Linked DNA regions of Homo sapiens: region 2 is linked to region 1. A link is an interaction called in ENCODE POLR2A ChIA-PET data of the cell type or tissue named here. Cell type or tissue: HepG2. All regions are shown on one strand. Links, peaks and the distances in the headings refer to the core of each region. The heading gives the core; the rest is flanking DNA.

Region 1 (5,379 bases), core at 132-5,131:
CAGCTGGTTCCTACAGGCTTTGGGGAGATAAAAGTGTCAGCATGTTTCTGCAGCCACACCAGGAAACTTGCTGCCTAGAAAAATCAATTCTGATTATCATAAGAGCTGAGCACAGGATGGTGTACTCAGGAACTGTCTTCACATTCCTGGAGCCACAGAGACTTGTCAGAGCCCCAGTTTCCCTGTTCAGCCTCCAGACTCTTCTGTGCTGCCCGCTGATCTCTCCACAGGTCTCCAGCTTACACTCAAGACGAGATTGCACCTTCCTGAAGGTGGCAGGAAGAGCACTGGAATGGGTCAAGGGACATCACCATGAGCCCTCAGTAAAGTCCCTATCTCACTCTGAGCCTCAGCCTCCTCCTGTCTAAAATGAAAGACTGAGGCTGGGCACAGTGGCTCACGCCCGTAATCCCAGCACTTTGGGAGGCCGAGGCAGGAGGATCAACTGAGGTCAGGAGTTTGAAACCAGCCTGGCCAACGTGGTGAAAACCTGTCTCTACTAAAAATAGAAAAATCAGCCAGGCATGGTGGTACATGCCTGTAATCCCAGCTATTCGGGAGGCTGAGGCAGGAGAATCGCTTGAACCCAGGAAGTGGAGGTTGCAGTGAGCCAAGATTATGCCATGGCACTCCAGCCTGGGCAACAAAAGCAAAACTCCACCTCAAAAAATAAATTAATTAATTAAATTAAATAAAATGAGAGACTGAGATGTGATGTGCTCTAAATTCACAGGCTTGTTGACACCTAACAAGGTAACAGGAAATCTTAATCAGCAGTGTGAACTTAAAACATGGACATTACCTGCTTCAGAGTCTTAAAGGATGAGGGAATTTATATCAGGTATTTTCCTTTTTCTTTTCTTTTCTTTTTCTTTTTTTTTTTTTTTTTTGAGATAGGATCTTGCTCTGTCACCCAGGCTGGAGTGCAGTGGTGTGGTTATAGCTCAAGGCAGCCTTGACCTCCCAGGCTCAAGTGATCCTCTGGCCTCAGCCTCATGAGTAGCTGGGACTACAGGCACATGCCACCACACACACAGCTTATTTTTAAATTTTTTGTAGAGACAAGGTCTCAGTATGTTGCTGGTCTCACTCCTGAGCTCAAGTGATCCTCCTGCCTTGGCCTCCCAAAGTGCTAGGATTATAGGCATGAGCCACCACGCCCAACCAGGTCTTTTATATGTTACTAACAGATGCTGTAGTAGTCAGAATAATAGTCTCCCAAATATATAATCCCTAAAATCTGTGAATATGTTACCTTACATGGCAAAAGGGATTTTTGCAAATGGGATTAAATTAAGGATCTTGAAAATGCAGGATTGACCTGGAATGCCTAGGTGGGCCCATTATAATCACAAGTGTTTTTATAAGAGACAAGGAGGAGGTTCAGAGAGGTTGGAAGATGTTCCACTGCAGCTTTGAAGATGGATGGAAGAAGGGGCCCCAAGCAAAGGGATGTAGGCAGCCTCTGGAAGCTGGAAAAGGCAAATTAAAGATGCCCCCCAGATGAGGCCCTCCAGAGAGAACACAGACTGAAACCAGCCAACAAATTGATTTTAACCCAGTGAGACCCACCTTAGACTTCCGACCTCCAGAACTGTGAGATAGTAAGTTTGTGTTGTCTTAAGCCACTAAGTTTGTAGTAATTTTAGTGCAGCAACAGGAAACTAATAGAGAAGCCTATTAGACAGCTACCCAATCTCATATAATAATCCATGACTGTACATTCTTAAATTCTAGGGAAAAGTCTCTTGATATCCTATTCTTCTTCCCCTAATCAGAACAAGAGAGCTATGGTATTCATTTATTGGGCTCATAATTTCAGTCTCATTAATTCCTGGAGAGCAGGGAATGTCACATTTATATTAATATCTCTATCCCCAGAATCTGGCACAGTAAATATTTGTTAAATGGCTGCTGAAGAGCCACAATCCTCCTTCTTCCAAGTTTCTGGTATGATTACCTTTCCCACATTCCTACACTCCCTTACATTTCAGCTATTCTTATATTACTGGCCCTAAGATACAGATCCTTGACATTCCCAGATTTAATACTCACTAGCTTTAATATTTATAAATGACTCCAAAGCCATGTTGTGACCTAACATTTCATGGAGGCTGCTGTGTGGACATAAGGCAGATGACTGATAAGCGAACCTTGCTGACTGCCCAGCACCCCATCTCACCTTGACCTTGTTCTCAGTTCCTGTTTATATGAGGAGTTACTCACATCACTGTGGAATTCAGATTCCCAGGAAATCTCTTAAGACTCCTCTTGTTTGTCCCATTGTTTGTCATTCTGTCTAACCCTCCTTTGGAACCCATGGTCACTCTTATCTATGTCTTTAATTATAGTAAGAGCTATTGGGCAGGAGCAGTGGCTCACACCTGTAATCCCAGCACTTTTGAAAGGCCTAGGCAGGCAGATCACTTGAGCTCAGGAGTTTGAGACCAGCCTGGGGAACATGACAAAACCCTGTCTCTACAAAAAATACAAAACTTAGCCAGGCATGGTGTGGCACACACCTATAGTCCCAGCTACTGGTGAGGCTAAGGTGGGAGGATTGCTTAAGCCCAGGAGGTCGAGGCTGCAGTAAACCATGAGCATACCACTGCACTCCAGCCTCGGACACCCTGTCTCAACATTAAATACATGAATAAAATGATAATTTAAAAAAGAGCTGTTGGAGGAGGGACCCTCCTTTCTCTGTCTATGAGGAAGGCTGTCCATGGAGACAGAGGCTTCTCCTACAGACCTGAGTGGAATGCTTTAGGCCTTAAATATTAGTAAATCTGGGCCACATGGACTTTGACTTTGAGTGAATGGTGTACGGGCTAATTATAGCCAGCGGCCCACGTTGGCCTATGACTGGGTTTGTGTGTCTTTCTGACTCCAGAGTAAAGTATGAGCAAGCTGCACTTGCCGGAAGACTTTAGCCATGGCTTCATCCTCGCTTTAATGAGTAATAAGGCTTTTTTTTTTCCATTACGCCCCATCTCTCTGACTCCTGCATCTATTTCTCAATGGGTTTAGGTGGGGAAGAAAAGGAATGCTATTTATCAATCTCCCTAGAACCTTAATAAAAACTACGATTTGTTGAGTGTTTACTCTGTGCCATGCACTATGTTAGTGCTTTATGCACATTATCTATGTATGTCTTTAGTTACACTAAGAGCTTTTAAATCATCACCAACACAGCAATAGATCCAACTAGAGGCCACTTACTGCTGGGTGCTGGTTGCACTCAGTCTCTACAAGAAATACAAAATTTATTCAGGCATGGCATAGCCAGGCACACCTGTAGTTCCAGCTACTAGGGAGGCTGAGGTGGGAGGATCACCTGAAGCCAGGAGGCAGAGGTTCCAGTGACCTGAGATCGCACCACTGTACTCCAGCCTGGGAAACAGAGTTAGACCCTATCTCAAAAAAAAAAAACCCAAAAAACAAAAAACAAACAAACAAACAAACAAAAAAACAAAAACTAGAATCCAGGACCCAGAGTCCTAGGTGAGCTCAATCCTCTGGATTGTTCTCTTGATCAGCACCAGACAGCCTCTGCAATGGGCCCCACATAGAGGTGGTGGAAGCCCCCTCCACTCTTCTATTCCCACAAGGTCTCCAGGGGTTGCTTGGCAACCAGCACCCAGCAATAAGTGGCCTCTAGTTGGATCCGTTGCTGTGGAGTTACCAAGTCTCCTCTCACACCTGTGCATGCTCTCGCTCCCTAATAATGAGGCTTCTCTCCTATCCCTACCTCCCCAGTAAGACTTTCTTCTCTGATCCACAATCATTAACTTCTCAGGAAACAAAGGGAGCTCTCAGGGACCTTTGTGGTGAGGGGCTCCAGGCAATAAGGCACTCCCAAGACCCTCATCCCCCAGAGATGACAGAAATTCCTATTGTGGGTGGCCCTGCTCAGCAATGCTCATAACCTCCTCTTCTTGTGTCTGGAATCCCCTAAGAGAGATCAAATAGGCTGGAGGAATTTAACTGAACACTTCATACTGTGCTAGTGAGTCACTAAATGCTGTTCCTACACTGGAACCACAGATGGAAAACTTCAGAAAGCAACCCAGTGGCTGGGCACGGTGGCTCACACCTATAATCCCAGCACTTTGGGAGGCCGAGGCGGGCAGATCATGAGGTCAGGAGAACAAGACCACCCTGGCTAACACGGTGAAACCCCGTCTCTACTAAAAATACAAAAAAAAAAAATTAGCTGGGCTTGGTGGCTGGGACCTGTAGCCCCAGCTACTCGGGAGACTGAGGCAGGAGAATGGCGTGAACCCAGGAGGCAGAACTTCCAGTCAGCTGAGATCGTGCCACTGCACTCCAGCCTGGGTGACAGAGCGAGACTCCGTCTCAAAAAAAAAAAAAAAAAAAAAAAGAAAGAAAGCAACCCAGTGACCCCTTCCATGTGGACCCAAAGGTAGAGAAAGGAAGGAACCCAATATTTATTGCATTCCCCAGACACAGTATTATGTTATCACATTTAGGCCCCCTCACCACCAGCAAACCTATGAGGCTTTAATAGTTGAAGACATTAACTAGTCATAAAAATGAAGTGATTTATCAAAGCTCACAAAACCAAAAAAAAAAAAATCACAAAACTTTTGTGTACAGAAGTGATATGTATAAACACACATAAATGTTCCCCCTTTCCCTTTACAATGAAAGCAGTCTCCCCCTATCCTTGGGGGATAAGTTCCAAGACCCTCAGTGGATGCCTGAAACCTCAAATAGTACCTAATCCTATACAGTATACACTATGCTTTTTCTTTTTTCTTTTCTTTTTTTTTTTTTTGAGATGGAGTCTCGCTCTGTCGCCTAGGCTGGAGTGCAATGGCGCAATCTTGGCTCACTGAAACCTCTGCCTCCCAGGTTCAAGCAATTCTACTGCATCACCCTCCTGAGTATCTGGGATTACAGGAGCCTGCCACCACGCCCAGCTAATTTTTTGTATTTTTAGTAAAGGTGGGGTTTCACTATGTTGGCCAGGCTAGTCTCGAACTCCTGACCTCATGATCCTCCCACCTCAGCCTCCCAAAGTGCCGGATTACAGGCGTGGGCCACTGCACCCAGACCACACTATGTTTTTTCAATTTCATAACCACGATGGCTACTGAGTGGCTAATGGGCAGATAGCAAATACAGCACGGATATGCTGGATAAAGGGATCATTCACGCCCTGGGCAGGACAGAGCAAGACAGTGCAATATTTCATCATGCTACTCAAAACAGTGTGCAATTTAGGCCAGGCACGGTGGGTCACGCCTGTAATCCCAGAGCTTCGGGAGGCCGAGGTAGGTGGATCACTTGAGGTCAGAAGTTCAAGACAAGCCTGGCCAACATGGTGAAACCCCATCTCTACTAAAAATACAA
Region 2 (5,379 bases), core at 309-5,308, 110 kb after region 1:
TGACCCATCATCTAGCATTTGGGGAGTTGGTCTGACAATATCCTTTTTTTTCCTTTTTTAAGACAGGGTCTCGCTCTGTCACCCAGGTTGGAATGCAGTGGTGTGATCACAGCCTCGACCTCCTAGGCTCAGCAATCCTCCCACCTCAGCCTCCTGAGTAGCTAAGACTATAGACATGTACCACCATGCCACCTGGATTGCTTTTGCTTTTTTTTTTTTTTGGTAGTGATGGGGTTCTCGCTGTGTTGTCCAGGCATCTTGAACTCCTGGATTTAAGCGCGCCTCCTGCCTCAGTTTCCCTAAGTGCTGGGATTACAGACATGAGCCACCATGCCCAGCCATGATTTTAGAATAAATTGTATAGGAGGTATCCATTCATTCATTCAGCAGATTTGAGTGATTATTATGTACTAGATATTGGGGGAAATACTATGTCGAATAAGGCATGGTCTCTGATCTTAAGAAATTAACCTTCTAGTATGGTCAGTGATTTACAAATGCAATTATACTACAAGACAATTCTGTATAATAGCAGTAAGTGCATAAACCACCTTAAGTTTTCACAGAGAAAGAAGCATCTTACCTCAATCTTGGATAAATGGGAATGTGCAAGATGGAGAAGTAGGAAATGGTTCTTCTAAACAGTGAAAACAGCATATATAAATACACTAGGAATGAGAGGACAAAGTTTACTGCTAACTACTATACACATCAGTATTAAAGCAAAAAATGAGAGCAAGGGCATTCTGTGGTTTGGACTGGGGTCTCAAAATGCCTCTTTCTCCTTAGCTCAAGTGGCATCCTTTACCTTCAGCTATCTTTAGGGAAAAAAAAACAAATTTTGACCTAAAGGGGATGTTTGGTTGAAAAAGAGACCTCAGTGCTGGTATAGTTGCTAATTTAATAGTCCTTTTTATTTGGCTGCTCCTTGTTCTTATATTGTACATATATTATATGGCTTACTCAAACCACACAGTATAAAATCACTGAAAGAAGTGAAGTCTCGATATTAAATGCATATAATTTGCTTTATGACTTTAACAAGTTCCTTATCCCTTCTTTTACCCAAAATGGTAGGAGAGGTGTCTAACTGGTCTTGTTCAGCCAAACAATTCATCGTTTGATAGTTTATAATAGCTCGTGCCCAGAAGCTTTATATAACCATGTCATTTGCTCAGAAGGAAGGAATGTTAGAAATAAAATAATTTGAATTAGTCGGGCATGGTGGCACACACCTGTAATCCCAGCTACTTGGGAGGCTGAGGCAGGAGAATCGCTTGAATCCGAGAGGAGGAGTTGCAGTGAGCAGAGGTCACATCACTGCACTCCAGCCTGGGCAACAAAGTGAGACTCCATCTCAAAAAAAAAAAAAAAAGAAAGAAAATATTCTAGCTGTTTTACCTTCTAGTATTTCTCTATATTCTAAAATTAACTAAACTCTCCATCCCTTTCTGGACCTTTCTATTCCTGAAGCTGCATCTTTTAGACCACTCCATTTAAAACAGCCATGAATAAATTTATTTATGTTTCACAATCTGAGATGGAATTCATCTTGCTTTTCACACTAAACTCAAGCATATTTCAAACTAGAAAGACCTATATATCAGGGTGTAAAATATAACAACATTTAGCCTTCAGAAGAGAAACTTGAACATAAGAAAAAACTCCATGAGTTTGTTTATTGTTTTTGGCTCCATGTTAGCCTCTTGTTTTGTAGCCAATAAGATACATTTTATCTATATACCTGTGTTGTTTTTCTTTTGTGTTCTCGATTTGGCCTATATCCTGAAATAAATCATTCTCTGACAAGCTCTCATGAGGCCATGGAATTTTCTTTTTCTTTTCTTTTCTTTTTTTTTTTTTTTTTGAGACAGGGTCTCGCTCTGTCGCCCAGGCTAGAGTGCAATGGCATGATCTGAGCTCACTGCAACCTCTTCCTCCCGGGTTCAAGCGATTCTCCTGCCTCAGCCTCCCAAGTAGCTGGGATTACAGGCACCCACCACCACACCCAGATGATTTTTGTATTTTTAGTAGAGATGGGGTTTCACTATGTTAGCCAGACTGGTTGTGAACTCCTGATCTCAGGTGATCCACCCGCCTCAGCCTCCCAAAGTGCTGGAATTACAGGCATGAGCACCCAGCTGAATTGAATTTTTGTAGGCAAATAAGCGTTTTAAGTATGAGAATGATTTAGTAGGAAGGAAACAAGAACAAGTTGGGAAACCCAGGTTAAAGTCCTCGGTTTGCACTTAACAAGCTATTTGTCCTTGGGTATGTTGCTAACAAAGAGCTTTTGTCTTCAGTGTTTATTTCTTTAACATAAAGGATTTGAACTGGAAGACTTCTAAGTTCAACAAATATATAGCCTGAATTTTTTGAACAATATTGATTTCAGATTTCTTGTGACTTTAATGTCTGTAAATAAAAAAAAAGTCTCAGATTCCAATATTTGAGACTCTGCACCCAGAAGCATTTTAGAAATCTTTGGTTTTTTGGGTTTTTTTTTTTTTTTTTTTTTTTTTTTTTTTTGAGACGGAGTCTGACTCTGTTGCCCAGGCCAGAGTGCAATGGTGCGATTTCGGCTTACTGCAACCTATGTCTCCCAGGTTCAAGCAATTCTCCTGCCTCAGCCTCCTGAGTAGCTGGGGTTATAGGTGCCTGCCACCATGTCTGTCTAATTTTTGTATTTTTAGTAGAGACAGTGTTTCACCATGCTGGCCAGACTGGTCTCGAACTCCTGATCTCAGGCAGTCCACCAGCCTCGGCCTCCCAGAGTGCTGGGATAACAGGCGTGAGCCACTGCGCTCGGCCTTCTTTTTTTTTTTTTTTTTTTTTTCTGAGAAAGTCTCACTCGGTAGCCAGGCTGGAATGCAGTGGCACAATCTCAGCTCACTGCAACCTCTGACTCCCTGGTTCAAGTGATTCTCCTGTCTCAGCCTCCCAAGTAGCTGGGATTACAGGCACATGCCACCACACCCAGCTAATTTTTGTATTTTTAGTAGAGAAAGGGTTTCACCATGTTGGCCAGGATGGTCTCTATTTCCTGACCTCGTGATCCACCCGCCTCAGCCTCCCAAAGTGTTGGGATTACAGGCCTGAGCCACCGCGCCTGCCCTATTCTTTTATTTTTTTGAGAAAGAGCTTCACTCTTGTCGCCCAGGCTGGAGTGAAGTGGTGCGATCTCACCTTACTGCAACCTCCGACTCCTGGGTTCAAGCCACTTCTGCCTCAGCCTCCGAGTAGCTGGGATTACAGGCACCCACCACCATGCCTGGCTATTTTTGTATTTTTAGTAGAGATGGGGTTTCACCATGTTGGCCAAGCTGATTCTGAACTCTTGATCTGCCCACCTTGGCCTCCCAAAGTGCTAGGATTACAAGTGTGAGCCACCGCACCTGGCCTGAAATCCTCTTTTAAACCACGTGATTTGGTCTTGATTTGAAAAATATAGTCCTACCATATCTTTTGTTCTTTTCCCATTCTAAAATTATGTGATTCTAGGCTAAATGCAGAGCAACATCCCATTTCACATCCACTGTCATCCTTCTCGAGCCCAGATTTCACCCACTTTAACATTTAACTTTTTAACAAAACTGTAATTATCTTCAAAACTATATAATTTATCTTTTCTGAAGTTAACATAACTCACAGTGCTGTGTTTTTAGAACAGCTGGGTTGAATGCTTGTGTGTGATATAATTAATAGAACCCTAAGTGTAATAGTGAGAGAGGGAAGGGTATAGAATTTAAATAGTGATTTTTGTCAGAAAAACCTGGGGAAATTATTTGTGGGTTTAGTTACAATTTTCCAGGGATTTGCCTTTATTTTCTCTGTGTTCCAGGTCTTGCCTGAAATTTAGAAGCCCCTTTCTTGCCCTTCCTTTCTGGTGCTATCAATGGTGGTAATCACCTCTGAGGAAGAAAAGCCCTCTTCCCACTGTCCATGGAGAACACTCAGCATCTATGCTTGATTTTGACAGGGCAGATTTTGGATGAATCATGAAATGCTTCTAAAGTAGCCAAGAGTTAACTCTTCCTAACCTTTTTATATAGTAAGCATGTTACCCCACAAGGTAACTTACCCAGGGGAATCAACTACATAGTGGAATCACGTTATTCACACATTTAACTTACACAAATTCAACTCTACTGAAAAAAACATGAAGTACATGAGTGAGAGAGAAAAATAACAATCTTAAGTAGCACATGTTAAACCTTCCATTTCAGTAAGTCCCAGGCAATGGATGAAATCAAATCTGAAATAGTTCATATTGGTGAAAGTTATGGAAAGAATGTGAGGATGATTTTTAAAGGTTTCCTAGTTGATAAAGCATGTTCAGGTCACTAGGTGAGTGGGTGGGACAATTTCTTTGACCTTTACAGGGGTTATTAAAGATTGTTGAGAAGCTACCCTTAAGAATTAGAGGAACTGGCTGGGTGTGGTGGCTCATGCCTGTAATCCTAGCACCATGAGAGGCTGAGGTGGGCAGATCACCTGAGGTCAGGAGTTCGAGACCAGCCTGGCCAACATGGTGAAACCCCATCTGTACTAAAAATACAAAAATTAGCTGGGCATAGTGGCATGTGCCTCTCATCTCAGCTACCAGGTTGGGAGGCTGAGGGAGGAGAATGGTTAGAACCTGGGAGGCAGAGGCTGCAGTGAACCGAGGTCATGCCACTGCACTCTAGCCTGGATGACACAGCGAGATTCTGTCTCAAAAAAAAAAAAAAAATTAGAAGAACTAGCAAAATCCCTTACAAAGAATGGCATGATTAGAACAAGTTGAAATTTTTATAAATGTACTAAGTGCTTGAAGGAATGAAACACCTGGTTACGTTTCTGAGTGTTCTTTATGGATTTTTAGTGGTTGTTTTTACCATATACTATTTCCCCTTTGTAACCAGTCCCCTAAGTAAGATGCTACCCTGCCAAGTGGAAATTGCACTGATTTTGTTTGACAGTATAAATTGAGTAAGATAATGAGTAATTTCATTAAGAAGCTGGTTTTTGGCTGATACTTCCATTTTTTAAAAAAACATGGTCATGTACTTCCTTCTCTTAGAAGTCTTTGAATTTAAAATCTAGATTCTATAATGAATTGAATATTTCTTGTCCATCCTAGTAATTTGTGCCATCTACACCATTTTACTTTATTACTATGATCTTTTTCCACGAATGTCCGTTGCTTGGCCAGTTACTACCTTGGGATTACATAACTACCAAGTAAAGAACCATAATTGGCTGAATTGCTTTTTAAAAATATATTGTTTTAGTGTACCTAGCATGTGAAGTACATTTTTCTTCTGTGATCATACAGGTGAACATGATTAAAGATGATGGGACAGTTATTCATTTCAACAATCCCAAAGTCCAAGCTTC

What was found. Peaks named below come from ENCODE experiments on the same cell type or tissue, not always from the same donor. Only the 100,000 strongest peaks of a DNase experiment are listed, where the experiment ranks them.
Region 2: POLR2A ChIA-PET joins it to region 1 with 6 read pairs; 4 of 35 experiments call an interaction of 5 or more read pairs at or near these places.

Annotation. Positions count from the first base shown.
Region 1 is chr1:51,966,650-51,972,028 of GRCh38, forward strand. The region is part of intron 2 of RAB3B (RAB3B, member RAS oncogene family); the gene reads right to left. Among named protein-coding and RNA genes, the nearest start is that of RAB3B, 21 kb to the right of the region's middle. In HepG2, for the core only: no CTCF peak of the experiment used is centred there; DNase peaks (open chromatin) are centred at 2,182, 2,862 and 3,952.
Region 2 is chr1:52,078,023-52,083,401 of GRCh38, forward strand. BTF3L4 (basic transcription factor 3 like 4) reads left to right here. Exons shown (of 6, transcript NM_152265.5): 4 at 5,318-5,379. Among named protein-coding and RNA genes, the nearest start is that of BTF3L4, 24 kb to the left of the region's middle. In HepG2, for the core only: no CTCF peak of the experiment used is centred there; a DNase peak (open chromatin) is centred at 2,219.